Regions from separate parts of the Mus musculus genome. Here region 2 is linked to region 1. The links are chromatin loops, found by intact Hi-C in ENCODE. Cell type or tissue: left cerebral cortex. All regions are shown on one strand. Links, peaks and the distances in the headings refer to the core of each region. The heading gives the core; the rest is flanking DNA. Region 1 holds the start of Tspan1 (tetraspanin 1). Region 2 overlaps Mast2 (microtubule associated serine/threonine kinase 2).

The links. Peaks named below come from ENCODE experiments on the same cell type or tissue, not always from the same donor. Only the 100,000 strongest peaks of a DNase experiment are listed, where the experiment ranks them.
Region 2: it touches region 1 in a loop (2.1-fold over the local background); 3 of 42 quality-filtered maps call a loop at or near these places.

Annotation. Positions count from the first base shown.
Region 1 is chr4:116,166,759-116,172,140 of GRCm38, reverse strand. It overlaps Tspan1 (tetraspanin 1), which reads left to right and starts at 4,543. Exons shown (of 8, transcript NM_133681.4): 1 at 4,543-4,675; 2 at 5,069-5,133. The coding sequence starts at 5,077. In left cerebral cortex, for the core only: CTCF peaks have their summits at 2,912 (motif pointing left) and 4,430 (motif pointing right); a DNase peak (open chromatin) is centred at 2,901.
Region 2 is chr4:116,401,345-116,406,726 of GRCm38, reverse strand. All of the region lies in intron 3 of Mast2 (microtubule associated serine/threonine kinase 2), which reads left to right. Among named protein-coding and RNA genes, the nearest start is that of Mast2, 60 kb to the left of the region's middle. In left cerebral cortex, for the core only: a CTCF peak has its summit at 2,663 (motif pointing right); DNase peaks (open chromatin) are centred at 926, 2,690, 3,652, 4,375 and 1 more place; H3K4me3 peaks cover 2,288 bases; H3K27ac peaks cover 2,298 bases.

The DNA of each region.
Region 1 (5,382 bases), core at 130-5,129:
CTAACCCTGGCTTCCCGGGTCTTGTGGGAGGCCTACAGGAATGACAGTGTCACCCTGCCCTCCAAGAAGCCGAGGATTTGGATTTGCCAGTTTCTCCACACCTTAGGCCTCTGTCTCTCTTCTGTCATCCTTCCTGCACCTTGGGGCCTCACCATGCCCTACTTTGACTTCCTTAACTTTTAGCCACTATTCCTGTGAGCCTCTGTCCTTATTCAGGCTCTGGGCCAAAGTCTCCATCCCGGATCTTCATGGACGTCACTTGCCTGCCTCCTTAGAGATTCCATTAGTGTCTAGGGTAGACTGACAGGTTGAGTTCTGGCTCTACCAGTCACAAGTTATGTGACCCTAACAGGTCCTTTGGCTTTCTGGGCTTCTGTTTTTTTCCCTGTATTTAAAATATGGATTAGCCGGACGTGGTGGCACACGCCTACTCAGGAGGCAGAGGCAGGCGGATTTCTGAGTTCCAGGCCAGCCTGGTCTACAGAGTGAGTTCCAGGACAGCCAGGGCTACACAGAGAAACCCTGTTTAGAAAAAAAAAAGAAAAGAAAAAAAAAAGAAAATATGGATTAAAAAGAAAGTCTAAAATGGTGGCAATATACACCTATAATCCCACCTAAAACCCATGTGGAGGTGGGAGCCAACAGCTTCAAGAGTTTGAGGTCATCTTTAGCTTCATAGAGTCAGTGGATGGCCTATGTGGGACCTACAATCACAAAAATCCCAACCCAACCAAATAAGCAGACAAAAACAACTTAGAGCAAACAGACAAAAAAAACAAAAGTCTATTTTATAGTTTTGTTGTGCAAAAAAACAAAACAAAAAATCCAAAGCATGTTGCACATTTAAGGCAAGCTTTATAGTATAGTTTGGAATGGCTCTGACTGGCTGGACCTCAGAGATCCACATGCCCTTGCCTCCTGAGTGCTGGGATAATGGGTACTGACCACCAAGCTCTGCCCATTTGTTTCAGTTTTGAGATGGGATCTTACCACCTCTTGGCCAGAAGGGTTTTAAGCTTGTAGGATCAAAAGATCTTCTTGCCTCAGCCTCCAGAGTAGCTGCTAATACAGGCATGTCCCACTGGCTTATTACCTGTAATATTATCTGCTTTCTCTGTCTCTACAGTTGCCTCCTTCCAATCAAAAACAACAAACTAAAAAATCCACTTCCGGGCTAGAGAGATGGTTCAGCAGTTAGGAATGCTTACTGCTCTTGCAGGAGACACCCAGCACCTCCAGGTGATACTTTCTTTTGACCTCTGTAGGCACCTGCATACATGTGAATAAACACACACACACACATGAACACACACGCACTCACCAACACAAATAAAAACCCACTTCTTTGGGTGTAGTGGCACAAGCCAGAAATTCCCCCACTTTGTGAGGTAGAGGTAGAAGAAAGACCATTGCAAGTTCAAGGTCAACTGAGGCTACATAGTGAGTCCTACACAAGCCAGGGTTCCATGGTGACTCCGTTTCTCAAGAAAACAAAAGTAGTCATAAAAATCAATCCACTTCCTCAAGTCAGGGAACGTAGCTCAAGCGACAGGGCATTTGTCTCTGGTGTGCAAAGCCCTGGGTGCTGTCCCTAGCAGGACACACACATACCATCTCTCTCCCATCATCATCCCTCCCCTAAATCCATCCCATAATCACGCTAGTAGTGCTCTCTGCTCTGACCTCTTAGTGCTCCTTGTTCTGAGTCAACTACTCTCTTACACAGACCAGGAAACGGAGACAGAAAAACAAATCTCGGCAGAGTAGTGGGGTGGGATGACACATACCTGGAACTCTAGCATTAGGGAGGCTGAGGCAGGACGACCAAGAATTCTAGTTAGTTGGGTGTGGCGTTTCACAACTGCAATCCTAGCGCTTGACACAGTCCTGCTTCAGCTGTCCAAGTTTGAGGCAAGTCTGGAACTACAGAGTGAGACCTCTTCTCGAAAGAAATAAAGCCAGGTTGGTGGCTCACACTTATGATCCCAGCACTCTGGAGACAGGATCAGGCAGGTTTCTGAGTTCAAGGCAAGTCAGGAGCTCCAGAACAGCCAGGTCAATATAGACCCCTCCTCCCCCCACCCCCAACCCCCCCCACACAGGATAAATAAATAAATAAATAAATAGGGGCTGGAAAGTTGGCTCAACCATTAAGAGCACTTGCTGCTCTTCCAGAGGACCCAGTTTGATTTCCAACACTTACAGGATTCCTGTCTGTAACTGTATTTCTAGGAGATCTCTTTTCTTCTAGCCTCTGGACAGGGTGCACAGAACAGACACACATGCACACAAAACATTCATACATGTTAAATACAATTTAAATTTAAAAATAAATAAAATGGGGCTGGAGAGATGGCTCAGCGGTTAAGAGCACTGACTGCTCTTCTGAAGGTCCTGAGTTCAAATCCCAGCAACCACATGGTGGCTCACAACCATCCGTAATGAGATCTGGCGCCTTCTTCTGGAGTGTCTGAAGACAGCTACAGTGTACTTAAAGCATATAATAAATAAATAAATCTTTAAAATAAATAAGTAAATAAATGAATAAATAAATAAAAAAATGGCCAGGCACAGTGACACACATGGGATTAAAGAATCCCAGCATTTGGGAGTCAGAGGCAGGCGATCTCTGTAGGTTTGAGCCAGCCTGTCGTACATAGCACCACGACAGCCAGAGGTACATAGTGAGACCCTGTCTTGAAAGAACAAAAATAAAAACAAATAAATAAACAAATAAAAATCCCCAGGGCCCACACAGCTAAGAAATGACAGAACCAGAATTTGGGGAGCAAGGACTTGTGAAGAACCTCTCAACCAGGAAGCTTGGAGTAGGAAAACAAAGAGGGAGCCCCAGAAAAGAAGGGTTACAGAACCTTGGGGTGATAGTGTCTCCTTTGTAGGCCCATAGTGCCACCTGCTGGCAGAATGACCAGGGCCATACTCTGGATTCCAGAATATGGAGAGGGGGAAAAGAAGAGTGGGGGGGGGGCGGGGGGGGGGGCTGGAGAAATGACATAGTGGTTGAGGCTGCAAAGGACCTTGGTTTGATTTCCAGCACCCACATGGTGGCTCACTGCCTCCTTAACTTTCAGTTCCAGGACTCCAGGGGATCTGATGGGCTGCTCTGAACTCCGTAAGAACCAGGCTCACACATCAGAGATATGCAGGCAAAAGGATGTAAAGAAGGAGGAGGAGGAGGAAGAGGAGGAAAAGGAGGAGGAGGAGGAGGAGGAAGAGGATGATGACGGTGACCTTGAAGTCTTGTGGGTTTTGTGAAAGGAAGAGGAAAAACAACCATTTCCTGTTCTGTGGTGAGAACAGAGGACCATGATCATATCCTTGAAAGTGTGTGTGTGTGTGTGTGTGTGTGCACCCATGTGCAAGTGTATGTGTGTGCATATGTATGAGCGTGCATATGTATGAGCATGTGTGTGTGTTCTCATAAGTGTATGCACATGAATGTACATTTGTTTGTGTGTGCATATGTGTGTGTGTGCGTGCACGCACGTGCTCACGAGTGTGTGCATATACTTATGTGTGTGTGAACACGCAAGAGACAGTGTGAGACATGTTCATTTACATTCAAGAGTACCACTCTGCTGGGCAGTGGTGGTGCATCCCTTTAATCCCAGCACTTGGGAGGCAGAGGCAGGCAGATTTTTGAGTTTGAGGTCAGCCTGGTCTACAGAGTGAGTTCCAGGACAACCAGGTCTACACAGAGAAACCCTGCCCTGTCTTGAAAAACCAAAAGAAAAAAGGAAAAAAAAAAAGAGTATCACTCTATGTTATATACGTGACTGAGTTTTTTTTTTTAAAGATTTATTTATTATTATATGTAAGTACACTGTAGCTGTCTTCAGACACACCAGAAGAGGGAGTCAGATCTTGTTACGGATGGTTGTGAGCCACCATGTGGTTGCTGGGATTTGAACTCTGGACTTTCGGAAGAGCAGTCGGGTGCTCTTACCCACTGAGCCATCTCACCAGCCCTTTTTTTTTTTAAGATTTATTTATTATTTATTATATGTAAGTACACTGTAGCTGTCTTCTGACACTCTAGAAGAGGGAGTCAGATCTCATTATGGATGGTTGTGAGCCACCATGTGGTTGCCGGAATTTGAACTCAGGACCTTCGGAAGAGCAGTCGGGTGCTCTTACCTGTTGAGCCATCTCACCAGCCCCCCGTGACTGAGTTTTGTGTGTAAACATATGGGTGGCAGCTCGAGCAGATGTGGGTGCCAGTAAACACACAGTTTCAAGGTAAGAATCATATCACACTATTGTGAGCGAGGCACCCAAAAGTTCTAGAAAGCTACTTGTCCAGCTCCTGACACTGCTGCCCCATACACCCCTTTTCAGGAGAGGCAGAGTCTATGGTGACATTTCCAGGTAGAGATTTAATTATTGCTTTCAGTGTTGGGAACTTATCTCCAGGCAGTAGGGGGCAGCAGGGGCAAAGAAGGCTAATCAGCCTTGGGTGGGGCCAGCGGGCGGGCCTGCGGCCAGGAGGTTTTAAAACACCTGCCCCACCTGTAGGTGAGTAGTGTTTTGCGAGGACTAGCCGCTCCTTCAGCGTTCTGCCAGCACACTGAGTGGCAGTTTCCTGGAGCTGTTCTGTTCCTTCTGGAGTGCAACAGATCCCGTTCAGAACCTATTGCCAAGAGCCCTGAAGCAGGTGATGGCATAGACCAGGGATTAATCTATGAATAGGTACCAGTCTAAAAACAGGTTTGGGGTGCTAGAAAAAGCCATTGGTGGGTACTGAAGAATCTGAGATTGGTTTAGAAAGAGGATTAGGAAAGACAGGTGTCAGGCAAGGGTGTTGAGTGGTCTGGAGTGTGAGATCAGGCTTGTAATACCTGCATGGGGATCTGGGGATATTAAGATCTGAGAACTAGTACAGGTGGGCATACGTGTCAACAAAAGGACTGGAAAAAGTTCTGAGATATTAGAGTCCAGATGCAGGGGAAATTTGGTGAGAAATAACAAGATGTTGGACTCAAAAAAACACAGCCAGCCCAGGGCAAGTGGGAGGTAAGGCCCTAATTTGTGCATGTCTGTTTCCCAGGACACACCATGCAGTGCTTCAAATTCATTAAGGTCATGATGTTCCTCTTCAATCTACTCATCTTTGTAAGTATGGTGGTTGTGGGTTTCCTGGGGTTCCTTACAAAAGCAGGTCACAGTCTGAACAGAGGCCAGGCTGGAGAATGGGAAACTAGGTACCCAGACTCTGCCCTGTAAATTTTCCTATATGAGAAGGAAGCAGAGGGTCTTCCCAAATGCTGATTCCTGATTCCACTAACAACCTGACTGCCACACAGAGGTTTGGGTGAAGATGCGGAAGGCTAGGGATGGAGAAGCTTGAGTCTCTCACCTCCC
Region 2 (5,382 bases), core at 159-5,158, 230 kb before region 1:
ACATGCCCGTTTCTATCAAAATAGGAAATTTGGGTTCATTTCTGGAATCTCTTGCGGGGTTAATAATTTTTGCAGTATGTCCTATAGTGTAAAGAACAATTGTCGTAAACTAGAAGGTAATATAGTAATCATCTTGATAATGTAGTCCTACTTTCTCTAATTTTCATGTGATTTATTAGAAGAATCACAACTTGTTTCAATTTTCCATTTTTTTTCCTGGGATTTTAACAATTTCTACAATGCTAGAGAATTTAAACACTTATGAGTATTTAAGTTAGAGTCCTGTCATAAGAGATAACCTTTTCAGTCTTGAAATCTAAAACAGTGTGTTTTGTTTCATGAATTAAGGGATAGACATCTTTAAATGTGGCTGAAGTCCTGCTTCAAGTATGGCAGGCAGTGACCAAAGAAATAATTCTGAGCTTATTATAGCTTGGTGAAGCTATGCTTTTGCTGGCTGTGTCCTTTTAGACATCTGGTGGAATAGGGAGCGTTTCCTGTGGCAGCACTGTCAGCGATGAATAGATGAATGAATTCATCCGTGCTCAGAACTCACAGCACGTGTACTTTCATCCTTCCAAGGACATAAAAGAGCTGAGAGACCAACCTTAGCAATGGTCCAGGCTTCAGGGTGGAGGGTGGCGGAAGAGGCTTTGGGACTGTCCAAGAAGGGGAGATCTGCGTAGCTAGCGATAAAGAAACAAAAGAGTCTGTGACAGTATCGAAAGAATCTGACATTTGCTTTGTCTGTACAAAGGATGAAAGGAATTTTGCCGACTTAACCAAAACAATAACTGGTTTTGTATCAGTTTGAGCCCGAAAAGAGGCAGCAGAATAATATGTTTTTTTTGTTGTTGTTTTTATATTTTTGAAGCATATTTACCTTCAGAAATGGACGTGGAATGCTTTTATTTTTGGAAAGGAAAACGTGACACCGATTTTACGAGCTTAGTAGCTGTAGGTGGAGACTCTTGTTTTGTTTGCCAAACCTTTTTAATAAGCAGTGAAGTCTGGATAGCAAAGATTGCAGTTGCTTTTCCTGGGACCTTTGTTCTTCTCTTGGTACTTAAGATAATTTCAGACAAAGGAGGCTATGTATGGAAAAGAAAAGCAAATATCAAGTATTTTCTCTGTTCCTGCTTTGATTCTAATGAGAGTTTTCTATATTTTAGTATTAGGCAATAATTGTGTCCTAGGTTAGCTGTTTGCTGGGTTACTGGGCACAGCCTGCTGTTCTGAATGGACTGTTTACCTCTTTATTCAGCAGTAAATAGGTGCTAGTAGTTGGTGTCTGGGGAGTGGCTTTTTTTTGTCTGATATTTGCTATGGATGATTCGAGTATTCTGAGAAGGAGAGGTTTACAGGTGAGTAAAACAAAGCCTCTTTTTAAATACTGTTAGCACCTTTTGGAGATGTATCAGATTGTTGCAATTTCATTTAGTGCATGGGGGAGGGGGTGTCACTAAGTATTTTATTCTGTCATATATACTTATGACTAGAGAACTTTTGTTAAGACCTTGCTAATTTGTTTTCTTTTCATTTCTTTTGTTTTATCTTGAAATGGGGTCTTGGGTATATTACTCAGGTTGATCTCCAACTCCTGGGCTCAGGTGACCCTCCTTTCTCAAGCCTCCTGAATAGCTAGGACTACAGGGAGTGCGACCACATGCTTCTTAGTTATTATTACTACTTTCCATAGGAAAGTGCTGCTTGGATTTACTTACTTTGAATTAAATGAGTGGAGCAATTAAATCAAACCTATGTAGGATACAAACCTAATTTGAACATTAGCTATGCAAACATTCTGTTTCTGACCATTATGCTTGTCTCTATTTCATAATAAAGTCATGCTCATGTGTGTGTGTGTGTAACATTTGATTCTGTGTAAACTATTAGGACATTTTTCTAAACCTTTGCTTTGCATATATGCTATCCATTTATGTTAGCCTGTCTATTTCTGTGTATTTCTGTCCATCCATCCTCCATCTTTCTCAGTTCTTAGATATTTGATATATGAAGAAATGAATAAGGTATATAAGAATAAGAGGAAATGCAGAGACTGACAGACAACTTAAATGTAATTTTAATGAATACCTTTAGCATTAAAATAACTCACCACATTTCTTCTCAAATTTGGATATGTTTATCATGCACCATAAATCAGATCATCTTGCTCTGGGTTTTTTTTTTTTTTTTTTTTTTTGTAAATAACAAACTAGCTAGCTCATCATGGACACAATGACGGTTCTAGTATAAATTCTAGCTGATCAACCAACTTATGAGGGTCTGTTTTTGTGAAATACAACAGTGTTTCTTGCTTTCGTTAGGTTTATTTGACATTTGTAAAGATATCCCCCACTCCCCAAAAAGCACCCTGGTCCTCTCAATTCCCCTGAACTAATTTTAATTTATTTTATTTTTTTGTGTTCAAAAAGAATATATTATGTAAGGTAGGATTGGCAAACTTAAAACAAGTTAAAACATGATATTTGTAGTTTTGATTATATTTCTTTTTATTCAGTGTGTGTGTATATGTGTGTGTGTGTATGAGAGAGAGAGAGAGAAAGATCGAGAGTGTGTGTGTGTGTGTGTGTGTCAGTCAATGTGTGGTAGGGCAGGGCTTCAGAAATCCTTTGGAACTAAGAGTTATAAGAGTTACAGGCATTTGTCATCCACCAGATGGTGCCAGGATCCAAACTCCAGTCCTCTAATGGAGCAGTAACTGAGCCATGTTTCCAGCTCATGATTGTGCCTTTTATTAATATTTTCATATTGCAAACCCTCAAACGCAGGAGGAATACTTACTGAGTTCTTCACCAGTTGTCTAGTATGACTTGGAGTTCAGAAATCTCACACACCTCAGTGGGTTATATGTCCCCTTCTACTACAGTTGGCTCAGTGATTTGTCAGTCGATATTTCAGGGACATTCTGAAATACACTTCAAAAGTGTTCAGGATGCTTCTTCAGTAGTGGTGTATTGGAAAGTGCCTCTATAAGCATGCGTACTTGTATTTCCTAATATAAATAACATTTCTCTTTAGTTGCTGGGATTCAGAAATGGAATCGTGTTTCTCTGGTAGTGAATTTTAATTTTTTTGTTTGTTTATTTTGTCATCTTTGTGTTAAGACAGGCATCTTTTTCTTTTCACTGCTGACTATTGCAGGATCTGCTACTTTGTTTATTGATGCCCTTTCTTTTGAGTTTATTTTTGCTTAGTGAGAGTACCAAACTGTCAGATTACATAGCTGGAGGGTGACTTTATTTTCATTTGTTTTGTTTTGTAGCTGTATGTTTTGTTTTGTTTTGTTTCTACCTTCAGGTTCATTTCTAGAATATAGCAGGTACACATTCTGAAATAGAAGCAATGTGTGAAAAGCAGGAGTTTAAATTGGTCACTTGTTTAAAGAAATTAAAGTTTCAAGCCAATTCGATGATGGTGCATGCCTTAGATCCTAGCAGAAGTAGTTGAGTCTCTAAATTGGTGGGTGGCACAGGTCTGTAATGCCAGCACTGGGTCTATATAATTGAGATTCTGTCTCAGAACAAACAAACTAGACAACTAAATAACTAAATGGTCCCAACATCTGACATAAAATAATTACAATAATTTTAAAGAAGACTGTTTTAAAAAGCCAACAAAAGACGAGCATAGTCCCAGCACTTTGGAGGTTTGAGGCAGGCACATCTCTGTGAGTTGGAGACTAGCCTCTCTACATAGTGCCATGGCAGCAGCCAGAGCCATCCTGATACCCTGTATCAACTAAACTAAACCAAACAATCAAACAAACAAAACCCCTCAAACTAAGCATAGAGTCTAGAGAGATGACTCAGCAATTAACAGTAGGTGTGGCTCTTGGACAGGACCCAAGTTCAGTTTTTAACACCCTTTTTAAATAGTTCATAACTGCCTTTAACTCTAGCTTCAGGATCTTTGGCCTTCTTGGATATCTGCACTCATTGACACACATCTAGACACAGATATACATACATACATACATACATACATACATACATACATAGAAAGAAAGAAATAATACATACATACATACATACATACATAGAAAGAAAGAAATAATAAAAACAAAGTCTTGAAAATTAAACAACAAAACAAAGCAAAAAAACAAAAAAAAAAAAAAACAAGGTCAAGTTTGAGTGAAGGCAGCCTTTACCAGATCAGCTGCTTTGAAAGTAAAAGAATTAAACTACTGTAATTTTGGCACAATATAATGCTAATGAATACTAAAATAGAAGTACACTGGCTTATTTAATGATTTATGTGAAAGAAGACACAAGCTGGAAAAATAATAGCTTGACTTATTATTGTGTGTTGGGCTCATTCTCCGGCTGGAATTTGTTCCTGGGAAAAGAAGGGGATGAAACAGTCATACACTGTACATTCACTTTCTTACTGGTAAAAATATGCCTGGAGACGACTGTGTTGAGCATCTTTTCTGGAGGAGCCCCATCCATTATAGGAAGTGACTGTTTTTACATGAAAAGAAATTCAGATTTAGGTCTTATGGTAAAACTTGACTTTAGGGGCTGTTTTTATTTTCACTGTATAGCTCTGGCTGTCCTGGGAACTCACTCTGTAGCTTAAGCTGACCTCAAACTCACAAAGACTTACCTGCCTCTGCCTCCTGAGTGCTGGGATTGAAGGTATACCACCACTGCCCTGATAAGAATCTGTTTCCAATAAAAGAAAAAAATAGAATTCTTGATATTTCTGTGCCTCTTGGTTTTGTTTTTAAGGACTGTAAACTGAATTGCCCTTCATTGGATAATCATAGTTTATTAATGGTCATAATGTCTAAAGAAAAATCTCAAGTAAATTTTAGAAGCAATAGTTTTTTCTAGTATGCCTTAAGTGTTAATTAAATACTTCTGAACAGTGGCACTTTTAAGACTCTGATTTCTCAGCAACACTGGCAGAGAATGGGGAGTGAGGTGACACAAGTTAGTTTTTACCTGAGGATAATATATCCTGATTATTATTTCCTCTACTTCTCCCTGTTGCTCCCCATCTCCCCTCCTCTTCAAATTCTTTCTGTCTCTCATTAGAAAAGGACAGGCTTCTACAACCAAACATGACAAAATAAAATTATAATGTGAAAGAAAACTATTATATTGAAATTGGACTCAGCAATCCAACTGAAGGACAACTATTTTAAGGTTATGCACAAGAGTCAGGGATCCGTTTGTTCTCACAGTTAGGAGTCCCATAAAACACTAAGTTAATAGCTATAATATATACTCAGAAGATCTGGTGCAGACCTGTAGACTTTGCTTGCTGCCTCAGTCTCTGTTAGTTCATAGGTACCCTGCTTAGTTGATTCAGAGAGCCTTGTTCTCCTGGTGTCCTTCCGTTTCATACCCCCAC